Linked DNA regions of Homo sapiens: all the other regions are linked to region 1. The links are chromatin contacts, found by Hi-C or POLR2A ChIA-PET in ENCODE. All regions are on one chromosome and are shown on one strand. Each heading gives the region's core, a stretch centred on a gene start or an enhancer-like site at or near the end of the contact. The rest is flanking DNA. Distances are from core to core; before and after follow the strand shown.

What was found. Hi-C counts contacts between places; a loop is a spot of excess contacts on that map. ChIA-PET counts read pairs that join two places held with the same protein, here RNA polymerase II (POLR2A). Pooled maps may share reads with other maps.
Region 2: a loop to region 1 is called in a map with no recorded cell type, with 6 times the contacts of the local background. The contact joins two enhancer-like sites. A Hi-C loop is called at or near these places in 3 of 37 single-sample maps with no recorded cell type and 3 of 50 pooled maps. POLR2A ChIA-PET finds 5 or more read pairs at or near these places in 1 of 52 experiments (WTC11).
Region 3: a loop to region 1 is called in a map of B cell, with 3 times the contacts of the local background. The contact joins two enhancer-like sites. A Hi-C loop is called at or near these places in 17 of 168 maps with a recorded cell type or tissue (B cell, CD14-positive monocyte, CD4-positive, alpha-beta memory T cell and 10 more), 20 of 37 single-sample maps with no recorded cell type and 12 of 50 pooled maps. POLR2A ChIA-PET finds 5 or more read pairs at or near these places in 7 of 52 experiments (B cell, CD4-positive, alpha-beta memory T cell, GM12878 and 4 more).

Annotation. Positions count from the first base shown.
Region 1 is chr14:68,398,219-68,401,911 of GRCh38, reverse strand. All of the region lies in intron 8 of RAD51B (RAD51 paralog B), which reads right to left. It overlaps LOC101927971 (a long non-coding RNA gene), which reads left to right. Exons shown (of 4, transcript XR_245776.5): 2 at 1,441-1,613. Among named protein-coding and RNA genes, the nearest start is that of RAD51B-AS1, 290 kb to the left of the region's middle. Within about 2 kb of position 1,816, at least 2 of the 41 ENCODE cell types and tissues checked have a DNase peak (open chromatin) inside an H3K27ac peak, as active enhancers do; they include B cell, where a contact is called at or near this core.
Region 2 is chr14:68,179,807-68,183,499 of GRCh38, reverse strand. All of the region lies in intron 7 of RAD51B (RAD51 paralog B), which reads right to left. Among named protein-coding and RNA genes, the nearest start is that of RAD51B, 360 kb to the right of the region's middle. Within about 2 kb of position 1,744, at least 4 of the 41 ENCODE cell types and tissues checked have a DNase peak (open chromatin) inside an H3K27ac peak, as active enhancers do.
Region 3 is chr14:68,266,777-68,270,469 of GRCh38, reverse strand. All of the region lies in intron 7 of RAD51B (RAD51 paralog B), which reads right to left. Among named protein-coding and RNA genes, the nearest start is that of RAD51B-AS1, 420 kb to the left of the region's middle. RefSeq lists enhancers at 1,420-1,599, 1,750-1,899, 2,250-2,369. Within about 2 kb of position 2,094, at least 9 of the 41 ENCODE cell types and tissues checked have a DNase peak (open chromatin) inside an H3K27ac peak, as active enhancers do; they include B cell, where a contact is called at or near this core.

The DNA.
Region 1 (3,693 bases), core at 567-3,066:
TATCTATTAAGTAAGCAACCGCAGTATTTGTGCTACCATTTTAGATACGAAAAAATATATCTTTTGTTATTTATAATCTTCTGAGCTTTGAGATTCTCAAAATACTTTAAAGCTATTAGTCGTCTTTCAGATTTATAAATACAGGATCTGAGGCATAAAACTATGTAATAACTGCTTCAACTAATACCATTTACCCACCGAGGAAGGCATTTGGCTGGTAAAGAATGGGCTGCTTCACTTTAGTAAAGCAGAAAATTTCATTCCTGATGTCTCTTGGCTGGAGGTGAAAGGAGTGAATGCAGTCCAGAGGCTTTACTTGCACAACATACCTAGGCTGATGCAAGTCTCAGCAAACTCGTTACTGAGAAAGGTAAGAAATGTGAAGCAGAAGACAGGAAGAAGTGAGGCAATCAGAACCTCTGGAATGCAAGAGTTAGGGATGGATCCTCCATAGCACAAGGTAGGGGAGAAGCGGGGGTGAGCCATCCACTAGGCTAGAGACTGGTATGCACCAGCACAAATCACTCAACAACTCCACTGGCTCATGGACAGGGAGAAAATACCTTCAGTTTCCCAGAGTCTTAACAAAATACTTTAAGTTCTTATCCAACCAGGACATTTTTGAAAATGAAATGGGGACATTTTAATAGTTATACTGGGATAACAGAGATAAACTGAGCTTGCCCTGAGAAAACCAAGACATATGTTATCCTACAGAGATACTATGTAGGAACTGTCCAGAATCACAGTGAGCATGCTCACTTTATACGAAAAGCTTCAGTCTGTACTAGGATTCTCTGCTGTGTCTGCAGTGTCGATCATCAAGGTCTCAAAGATGGCAAGGAAAACAATAGTAGGCATAAGAAGAACAGAACTAGATTGTCTGAATAAAAAGAAGCAATCTCCTCCCATCAGCTCAACTCCCAACATTCTCCAGGAGGCCATGCCCCTGAACCTTTTCTCCAATACAGCTTTCCCCTTGCTACCTTCTACTTAAGGAAAGGAAAAAAAAAATCCTGAATGGTGACTTGTAGTGAAATCTCTTGACCTTTGCAAATAAGTTTTTAATTAAAAATAAATTCACTCATTACAGAAAACACATATTACCCTTAAGTAAATACTAGCAAAATAAAACAAAGAAAACAAAAACCTAACCATTTAAAGAAATCTGTGGCACTTTCTCTTTAAATTTAGCTTCATTCAAGACAAGCCAGAAAGATGCTTGCATAAAATATGTTTTTTTTCCCCCACAGTGTGTTCTATCTGTTCACCATGAAATCCTCAGACCACACCTTTCAGCTGTCCTGGTATGAGCTTTGCTTTCCTGCTCCCATTGTAGAGTCAGAGGCAGCAGGCGGATACCAGAGTTGAATTCTAATAAGTCTTGTGTATTATACATGGTCACCATCTCATTTTTTGACCACTTGATGTTTGTTTCAGATGGCACTGGCTGAGGCAGAATGAATACAGCTGCTGATTCTGATCTCACACTGGGTATATCCCTGAGTGCTGGAAAAAACATCACCCTCAGAAGTGTGCATTCAGCCAGCTGCCTTTGGAGAGAGCTGGGAAGGGTGCAAAGTGGCATGTCCTTTACCAGTCACTCTTTCTGGGTAAGATTCAAACTACAGTGAAGTAACATTTGGTCGCTTTACATATCCAACGAAGTACTTTGGGACAAGGAGAAAGCCAGGTGGCCACCCACTTGACTGAACAGCAAGGGGACACACCAGCAGTCATGTGGTTTGCCTTCAGGAAATCAGCTCACAAGGCAAACCCAGGGCTGAGAGAGGGTCCTTTGCCCAGGCCTTAGCTTGTGAAGAATCAGGCCTGGGTAAGCCTGCTGTTGCTTCAGGCCCACTTTGGATCACTGGCTCTTTGCAAGCAGTAAGAACAGAAGAGAAAAGAAATATGATTTGTTTATTAGGAAATATGTTCTTGAAGAAAAATTTTTCTGGGAGAACATCAATGGCTTTAAAAACCATTAGTGCAAAAAGACATTTCAACTAAAATGCCATGTCTAATCCTGGACTGCATCCTGGAAAAAACTGCCATAGAGTACATTATTGGGACACCTGGCAAAGTTTGAATATTGCCAGTATATTATATAATAGTATTGTATCAATACTAATTTCCTGGGTGAGATCATTGTACTGTGGTTATGTAAGAGAAGTTCTTGTTCTTAAGAGATAAATGCTGAAGTATTTGGGGATGAAAGGATATGATATCTGTAACTTGCCCTCAGATGGTTCAGCAAAGATAATTATAATAAGTTAACAATATTATAAAATAAATTGGTAACTAATATACAAGAGATAAAAATAAATGAGGCAAAGTGTTAAAAATCAGGTAAAGAGCTGGGCTTGGTGGCTCACGCCTGTAATCCCGGCACTTTGGGAGGCCAAGGCGGGTGGATCATGAAGTCAGGAGATGGAGGCCATCCTGGCTAACACGGTGAAACCCCATCTCTACCAAAACTACTAAAAAATTAGCCGGGCATTGTGGCGGGTGCCTGTAGTCCCAGCTACTCGGGAGGCTGAGGCAGGAGAATGGCGTGAACCCGGGAAGAGGAGTTTGCAGTGAGCCGAGATTGCGCCACTGCACTCCAGCCTGGGCGACACAGTAAGACTCCATCTCAAAAAAAAAAAAAAACACAAAAAAAAATCAGGTAAAGGGTATATGGGGAGTTCAATATACTTTTCTTGGAACTTTTCTGTAGGTTTGAACTCTCCTTCCCCCCCAAAAAAATTAGTGGGAAAATGTAGGTTGGCCTTTCCAGAGAGATTACTTGGTCATTGATATAAAATCAAGACATGGGATTGGATCTCTGGAGAAATTACTAGGGCATTCATATGTTTCTATACATCAGAATCATCTGTTAACTTTGTAAAATGCAGAATCCTAGGCCCCATCCCAAACCTGATGAATCAGAATCTTTGGAGGTGATGCCCAAGAGTCCATATTTTCAAAAACCTCTCTCAGATGATCCTAATATATGCTAACATTTGAAAAAAAATCATGTATTAGGCATTTGCTGTTTTGCCTGCAATTACAGACTCCTCAGATCCCGCAGACAGTCCATGTACCATCATGCATGCATTTGTATTAGAAAATCTCCACCTAGTATCTTGTGATGTGGCTCTGTGTCCTTTTAATCTCAGAAGACATCATTCTGGAGAATGCCCTTTAGCCAGTTTTTAAGACTGACTTAATCCCCCACCCTGCTTCCCAAGAGGAATAGAGAGAAGAGATGTAAATACCCTTTAGAACTGCCATAATTCATCTGCTTGGAGCTGTTGTCTGAGGAGACACCCAAAATATTAATTCAGAGAGACTTGGTAGGAGGGGCGGCTGATAGCCTGGGCATGAAACAGGCCAGGGCTGGTTACCGGGCCCAGGTCCTCACTCAGAGACCCTCATTAAGGCCCCTCCTCAGTCTTGCTCCTTGACCTGCATTGCTTCAAGACACCAAACAAGGGTCAGCTTTCAGAGTTCACACTCTGCTGTGTTTCCTCAGTGACAGCAGGAACAGAGTGCAAGTAGGGGAGCAAAAAGAATCAAGTGAGACAAGACAGAAATGCTGAGGTGCTTTGAAAACTCCAGAGTGCCTAAGTGCATCTGATGAATTTGACTTAAAGTGCTTCCTTTGATCCCACAACATGGATACAATCCTTATTCCCGTTTCATAGGCAG
Region 2 (3,693 bases), core at 495-2,994, 220 kb after region 1:
AAAAAGTTAAACATTTGAGTCAGTGGACTTGGAGAAGCAGACCCACCCTCAATCTTGGTGGGCACCATCTAATCAGCTGCCAGTGTGGCTAGAAAGAAGCAGGCAGAAGTTGGACTTGACTTGCTGAGTCTTCATCTTTCTCCTGTGCTGGATGCTTCCTGCGCTTGAACATCAGACTCCAAATTCCTTAGCTTTTAGACTCTTGACTTACACCAGTGATTTGCCAGGGGCTCTTGGGCCTTTGGACACAGACTGAAAGCTGCACTGTTGGTTTCCCTACTTTTGAGGTCTTGGGACTTGGACTGGCTTCCTTGCTCCTCAGCTTGCAGAGAGCCTATTGTGGGACCTCACCTTGTGATCGTGTGAGTCAATACTACTTAATAAATTTCCCTTCATATATTCATCTATCCTGTTAGTTCTACCCCTCTAGAGAACCCTAACACAAGATGAGAACAAATTAAGTCAGTCAAAATCCCCCAAATAAGAAGTTAACCAAACTAAAATCAAAATCATAAACCAACATCATAAGTTGGAACAAGTGTCAACCAAGGAAAGAAAAGGAATACAGGTCCAGTAATCAACCTGAAGTTATACATCTAAAAAGTGGTGTGGCCAGATTAAGCCCCTAATCTAGGTGGCTCAAAGCTTATGTTCTTTTCCATGTCTTACCTCTCTAGGTGTAGTCACAGAGAGTCTATGCGCCTTAAATCGCTAAGAAACTAGGCATGTTTGCAAATGCCTTAACATTTTCCCCGGAAGGTGAAACCTAAAAAAGTGGTTAGCAAACGTATCTCAGAATTTGTTTCTGCAGTACATGTCTCTTTCAGTTTCTACAATGTGGTGAGGAAATTAAACATCTCTCTGGCTCTCCTTTACCACATGAACACCCATGTGTATGTGGATGCATGCACACACACACACACGTGTATGCATGTGCAAACACATACAATTTAACCATCTTCACTTCAGATGGTCTGACCTTCAAGTCAGGTTACCCATAATCAGAAACTGGAATATATAAAAAGGACATATGAAAAAGAATTTAAATTGAATTGAATATTAAAAGTTACAGAACTCACATATTCTCTGTTCAAGCAAATCCTGCTGCCCTTAACTGTGCAAACACATTTGTCTATAATATGTAAAATCATTACATTTGGAGATAAAGTTAAAACCAACATGTTGATCCAAACTAGTGGGAAACAAACTGAAATGCTTACAGCAGTCAAAATTGGAAAAAGTAAATCACAGAGTTACTCAGTACACTGCATAGCTGTTAATTTAGCTTTGGAAAACTCTCTCTTAAAGGAGAACTTCTAAATTGAAGCACAAGATGGCTTGAATAGAGGCAGTGGTTTGTAAGGGAGGAGGAGATTCCACAGAGTACTGAGACCACACATTAGACACCAAGGCTTCTCAAGCACCTCTTCACCTAACCCACTGTATTCTCATGGCAAAACACCTCATGATGCTCTAGGGCATGGAAACCATAATCTATATAATGCATACATCATTATATTCTTTAGGTGGCAATGGATCTAAATGAAAAATATACATAAATGTACTGTCTTAAAGCCAGTTGAAATTATTAGGCATATAAGATTGGAAAACAGGATGCCTGACTTTTACTCAGAGTTTTTCCAGTGACTCACCGTGTAATTCTGAGGACATAACCCTTTGATCCTTAGCCTACAACCCAGAGAATTTTAAATTGTGCTCCTCCAAACCCCCACCTTTGGAGGCACCCTCTCCAGCTTCTTTTGCCCTCAGATGAAAGGATCTGTAGACATGGAAAATGGTTGTTTGGTGATTTCCCGTAACTTCCTTTCTAGTATTTCAGTCATTCTCCTTTTACATCTGAGGGACACTGCAGAGAAATCACTGCTTTGCATAATCAAAGCCACAGGCTTAAAATTTCACTACTGGAGGGGGCAGGCTGAGAAGGAACAAGTCCGGCTTTAACACCACAAATATCTCCAATTACCAAATGTGGGCAGAAAAATGACAAAAAATCAAGGACAGATAGAAAGGTCCTTGGTATTCTTCAAAGCTTCCCTTTGGGATGAAAGTTCCTTGAGGCTTCCAAGGCAGAAAGCCTGGGCAGTCTGCACACCTGGGGTGCATTAGTGAGCCCTGGACTCGAGGTGAAACAGGCTGAATTTCATCTAGATGCTTCCCACAATCCGCTCTCATAAAACTCAGAGTAATTTACCAGCTTAGGAACATGGCAAGGTATTCATGGAGCACTAAATCTGGGGATTACCTTCCAGAGTCACTGGATAAATCCCACTGCTCATCTTTGTAAATACACCTTCATCTTGATTACCTTTATCTCAAGGGGAGTTTCATTTTGTTTGCTGTGGCACACGGTCAAGACTAAAACCCACCTTCAAATCAAATCATTCTCACACCTCTCCTGAGAAGTCTTTCAAAGAGCATCCAAACATTGATGTAACTAATGGGTGAGTTTTAGCATTAGGCTATGTGCCCTTCTAAATACAAAACACCAATGCCTCTGCTGTTGCTTCCCTTCCCTCACCTGCTATGTGGAGGTGATGATAACTTGTCTTGCCAGTTCCCCCAATCTGTATGAAAAGGAAGTCTCACTGTAGTTACCTGGCAGGCTCTAACCTTGCCACAGCAGCCAGTATGGTTGTTCCTGCCCAGAAAAGCCCTTGGTCTCACATTTCCCTAACTCTGTCCTGTACATCTTGAAGTATAACTCAGCACAGAGCTCACCCAGTCACCCTAATCAGTGCATTCTATACATCTGCTCGCCGTCTTTCTCCATTCCCAGCTACTTAGAGAAGCAGATCATAAGGCAGTAGTTTTGCATTCTGGCTCTGCAATTTGCTACCTGTGAGACCTTGGCAAAGTTACTTAGCCTCTTTTTGCCTGGGTTTCCATATTTGTAAAGTGGCGATAATGACGACAGCTGCTCATAAAGTTGTAAGTATTAAATATATAACCTTATCGTGCCTGAAATGTAGTAAAGCACTCAACAGCATGACGATAATCATGATGATACTTTTTCATTATCAAAGTCAACTACTTTTCTTAAAAAGAGTACTCCTCTACCCCGGCCCTCTCTAACATTTACAATCCCCTCATCTAACAGTGGGCAGAGTGGCCTCCTACTCCCAAACCACAACTAGCTAGAACAAACTGAGCCATTAGTAAGCAGGCTGTAGGATAAACACGTTTGGGCAAAATAATAGATGAAGGCAAAGTAAAGATGAATGTTAGCGCTCCCCAAACCATCTGTGCTCCATCAAACTAGACATTCTAAACACGTAGGCTATGGTTCAGAATCCATTCAAAGTTGGGGTATTTTAAGGTGACAGGTGGCAAAACTTTAACCATTAGGGTGACTTATGGAACTAGGCAATGCTGTAGCCTATACATGTTATTCAGGACTGAGGAATTGTCGGTGCCATAGGCCAAGCTCTAGTCTCAGAATGCAAGGGGGGAATAAAGGGTGGAATACAGGGCACCCTCTCCCCCCATACACAAATATACATTCTACCATCTGTTTCTACCATCTGTGCAAGACCCAACTGTCTTGAAGTCAGACCTCAACTGGCTGGTGTCCTAGTGTTTGGGACTCCTTATAAGCCATTCACATCTCCCATGTGATGTAAGGCATACCACTCCTATGGTGTGATGCCCTGAAAGATGTAACATCTGTTTACC
Region 3 (3,693 bases), core at 845-3,344, 130 kb after region 1:
GTTCATTACTTGGAGAGTTCAGCCTAAGACTGTGGGAAATTACAGAAATAATCTCTTCATCCAAATAAAAAAAGAACTCCTCTATTAGGAAAGATCCTGAAAATGTATCCCTCTATTCCAGACTCTCTAATAAGGAAAAATTAAGGCTAGACACTGAATTTTGGTGCTTTGCCTCCTCTATGAATGGCCTTCAGTGAACCATCTGCTCCTTACAGGTCACAAACAAATTTTATTGGCCATATCTGAGGATATAGCAACATATATTCTACAGGGCTTCTCCTGTTTTGGGCTGGATCGCAGGGCATGTAACAAACTAAAGGAATTGAAGAAGCAGAACTGCCTAGTGAGACTAATGGAAGTTAAGGTTGCAAAGTTATCGCAAAGTTATTCTTAGGGTTAGTATTAGTAAAGTATTACATGACTACCTGAAATGTATTTCTATTTTTGATTTCCTTGTTGACCCTTTGGAAAAAGAGGGTGGTTCTATAGTAGCTGTTTCCAATTGGCAGTTGTGCATGACCAGAAGCTTCAGATCAAGTGAGTCAACCAGGACCTCAATCCAAGGCCTGTGTTCCACTACTGGACAACAGCCCTTTTCATGGTACAGATTCCGCAAAAGAGAGACAAAGGAAGAGAGGGAAGCAAAAGCCAGGAGAGAGGTAAATAACTTCCAATTCAATCCCTCATTGAGTCCACATGTGTTTACTGAGCAACCGCTGGGGAACAGGCGTTGTTCCAGCTTCTGGGTAACAACAGAGAACCAGACTAAGACAACCTCTTTCTGCCCTTGTAGAGTGAGACCCCCTAGTCAGGGTCCAACAGTAAACAAGAAAACCAGGAAATGAGCAGGCAATTTCAGATATGATGAGTGATGTGAGGAAATAAAATATCGGGTGTAGATACTGATAGGACAGTCAGGGGAGTCCTGTCTGAGACAGGACATTCAGGCTGAGATCTGAGTGACGATCCTGCGGTAGCACAGGGTTCAGGGCAGGGTCCCAGGCAGGGGAGATGTGTAGAAAGGTCCTAAAGAGAAAGATGCTTACGATGCCCTGGGAACCCAGAGTAGATCAGCATGGCTGGAATTACTGCAAGAGGTGGTCAGAGCAGTGGGCAGGGCTGAGTCAGGCAGTGCCTTGGAGGCTGGCACCCAGCCTTGGGTTTGGTTGCAAGAGTGTGGGAGACCACTGGTGGCTCTGAAGCAGGAGACTGACATGATCTGGTTTATGTTTTAAAATGTGCTGATTGTGAGGAGTCAAACACCAACATTTAATCCTCCCATGAAGGCACAGCTTTTGTGTTCTTTGTAACACGCTTAAAATATTCATGAGTGCTCAATTCCTCTTGGCTGGGGGGAAAAAAGAAATTATATACCAAAGCTCTTCTTCTTCAGGCCACTGAGTGTTGGGAGAAGCAGAGAGACAGAAACACTGGGCCCCAAAGACATGCTGGCAGGGGGGCCCATCTTCTCAGGGTGGCCAAGGGTGGCGCCTGAGGGGAGAAGGTGTCTGATCACACTGTGGCTGCTATAGTTGAATCTGAACAGTAGCAGTGGCACCAAAGCAGAATATTTCTGGTTGGAAACACTTTCAAATGGAATTCCAGTTCATCTAAGGCAGGATGTGGTCTCATTCTATCAGTCAGTAAGTACTTATTACATCTCTACTAAATGCAGTCTAGGAACAAACAAAGATGAAAAAGTGAATGCTGTGTAAATTAAAGATGCTCTGTGCCTTTGAGGATTTGAAAGTCTCATGGAGAAGATAAGACAAAAGAGGGAAAATATCCACAGTGGTATACACAGCTATCTTCACATATATGTAGATATTTAGAGATAGAGCTAAAACCCAGATCTTTTGATTCCTAGTTCATCACTATCTCAGGTGAACAAATCCACAAAGCCCATAGTTTATGATTCTAATTGTGATGAGATGTGAACAGACATTTTGCCAGGAATCCGTAACTCCCACTATTACCCCCTATAAGACAAAGGTCATCCACAAACAGCCACTTGGCAGAATCCACTTCAGCAAACTCAATCTCTTCCAACCCACCACCAGTTTCACTTCCCTGTGGGGAAGATACAAAATGTACATGGGAGGAAGTGAGAGTGACGTGCTGGTGATCAGTTGTCTTTTCTGAAAAAGTGCAATCTACACAATGATATGTATGTATACACAGAGGCAAATGGCTGCATGATGTGTATGTATGTGTGTATGTGCACACATACATGCATTTTAATAGCTCATTCAAGAAAAATAAGCAGGACCTGGATATGTTAGGTGTCTGAAGTGATAGTTCCCAGAATGGTAGGACAAAATTGACCTGGCTTCTCTAGCCAGCAGGAAATGCAATTCTCTTCCTGCTGCTCAAGGAGAAATGTTAGAACTCCATCAGAGGCTTTATGTTAGTCTCTCCTAGCCACTCTATTCCTAATAAAAATGGCATTTAGGTCACTTACTTAAAACAACAGTGATTTATAACTGCAGCTGAGAACTGCATGGAAGTCTGCAGCACATTATTTGACATCTGAAAAGTTTGGTTTTATCTGTGTAAAATGAGAACCATAAAACTGACAATCCCAGAATCAGGACAGGGAAGCTTCAGCATGAAATAAATTGTTTAATTATGACAGAGCATGGTGAAAACAGCAGCCACTAACATTTTTATATGATATTCATACACAAAGTGATACGATTAATCTGATGTTAACTCAGATATATCAGCCCAATAGATTATAATCCTCTATTGTGAGCTAGAGAGACATAAAATGAAGTTATGGGCCCATAAGCAAAATATTTTTAAAATAAATTCCCTTATGGGTTTGAGGACCCTCCTTCAAGGGTCTCTATACATACTATGGGAGTTCTGGCATAATCCCTCTACAAAGTGGCCCATATCTAGAAGTACTGGTCTTTTTATTAATATTAGTGTTTGCCAAATAACCAATCAAACCTTACACACAAATTCTTTCATTTGAAAGAATTCTAGAAGACTAATTCTTTCATTTGACTCTCCCAGTGGTAAACATGTTCTCTTTGACATCATCTCTTTGATGTTAAATGAAATGACATTAAAGTAAGTTTCTAGATTTGCATAAAGGAATTTTTTTCATATAATACCATATGTATTTGTCTTACCCCAGTTGTGCAAATTGAGGTATGTTTTTAATATCTGCGGTTGTCACGGTTTTCCTATTATTAGGGCTACTCTGGGGATTTGAATCAGCTGGATTGTTCACCTTCAGAGCTCAAAACCAAAAGAGCAAGAATTTCCAAAGAGCAAAAAAGTATCGTCTTTGCGGAAAGCACAATACTCTTCCCCTTTTCGAGTTGCTTTTTACCTATCTGAAGAACACCAGGCCATCAGAGGCAATGCACTGGGTTAGACTTACAAGTCAACTTTTCAGGAGAAACAGCACCTAGAGAGAGCTCGAGGTTTGGTCTCCGACTTTAGAGCTGATTCAGAATTCTGATTCTGTTTTCCTAGAAGATGAGCCCCACATCTCTGTAACTTTTTGCGTAATGTATAGAACTACATAAATAATTGGTGTGCTGATATTTGTGATAAAACAATAATGTTTATATATTTTTACAGCACTTTACAAAGTGTTTTCATATTTATTACACATTTGAGGCACAGCCTTGTAAGGTTGGTACTACTATCATCCCTATTTTATAGAGATATCAGAGT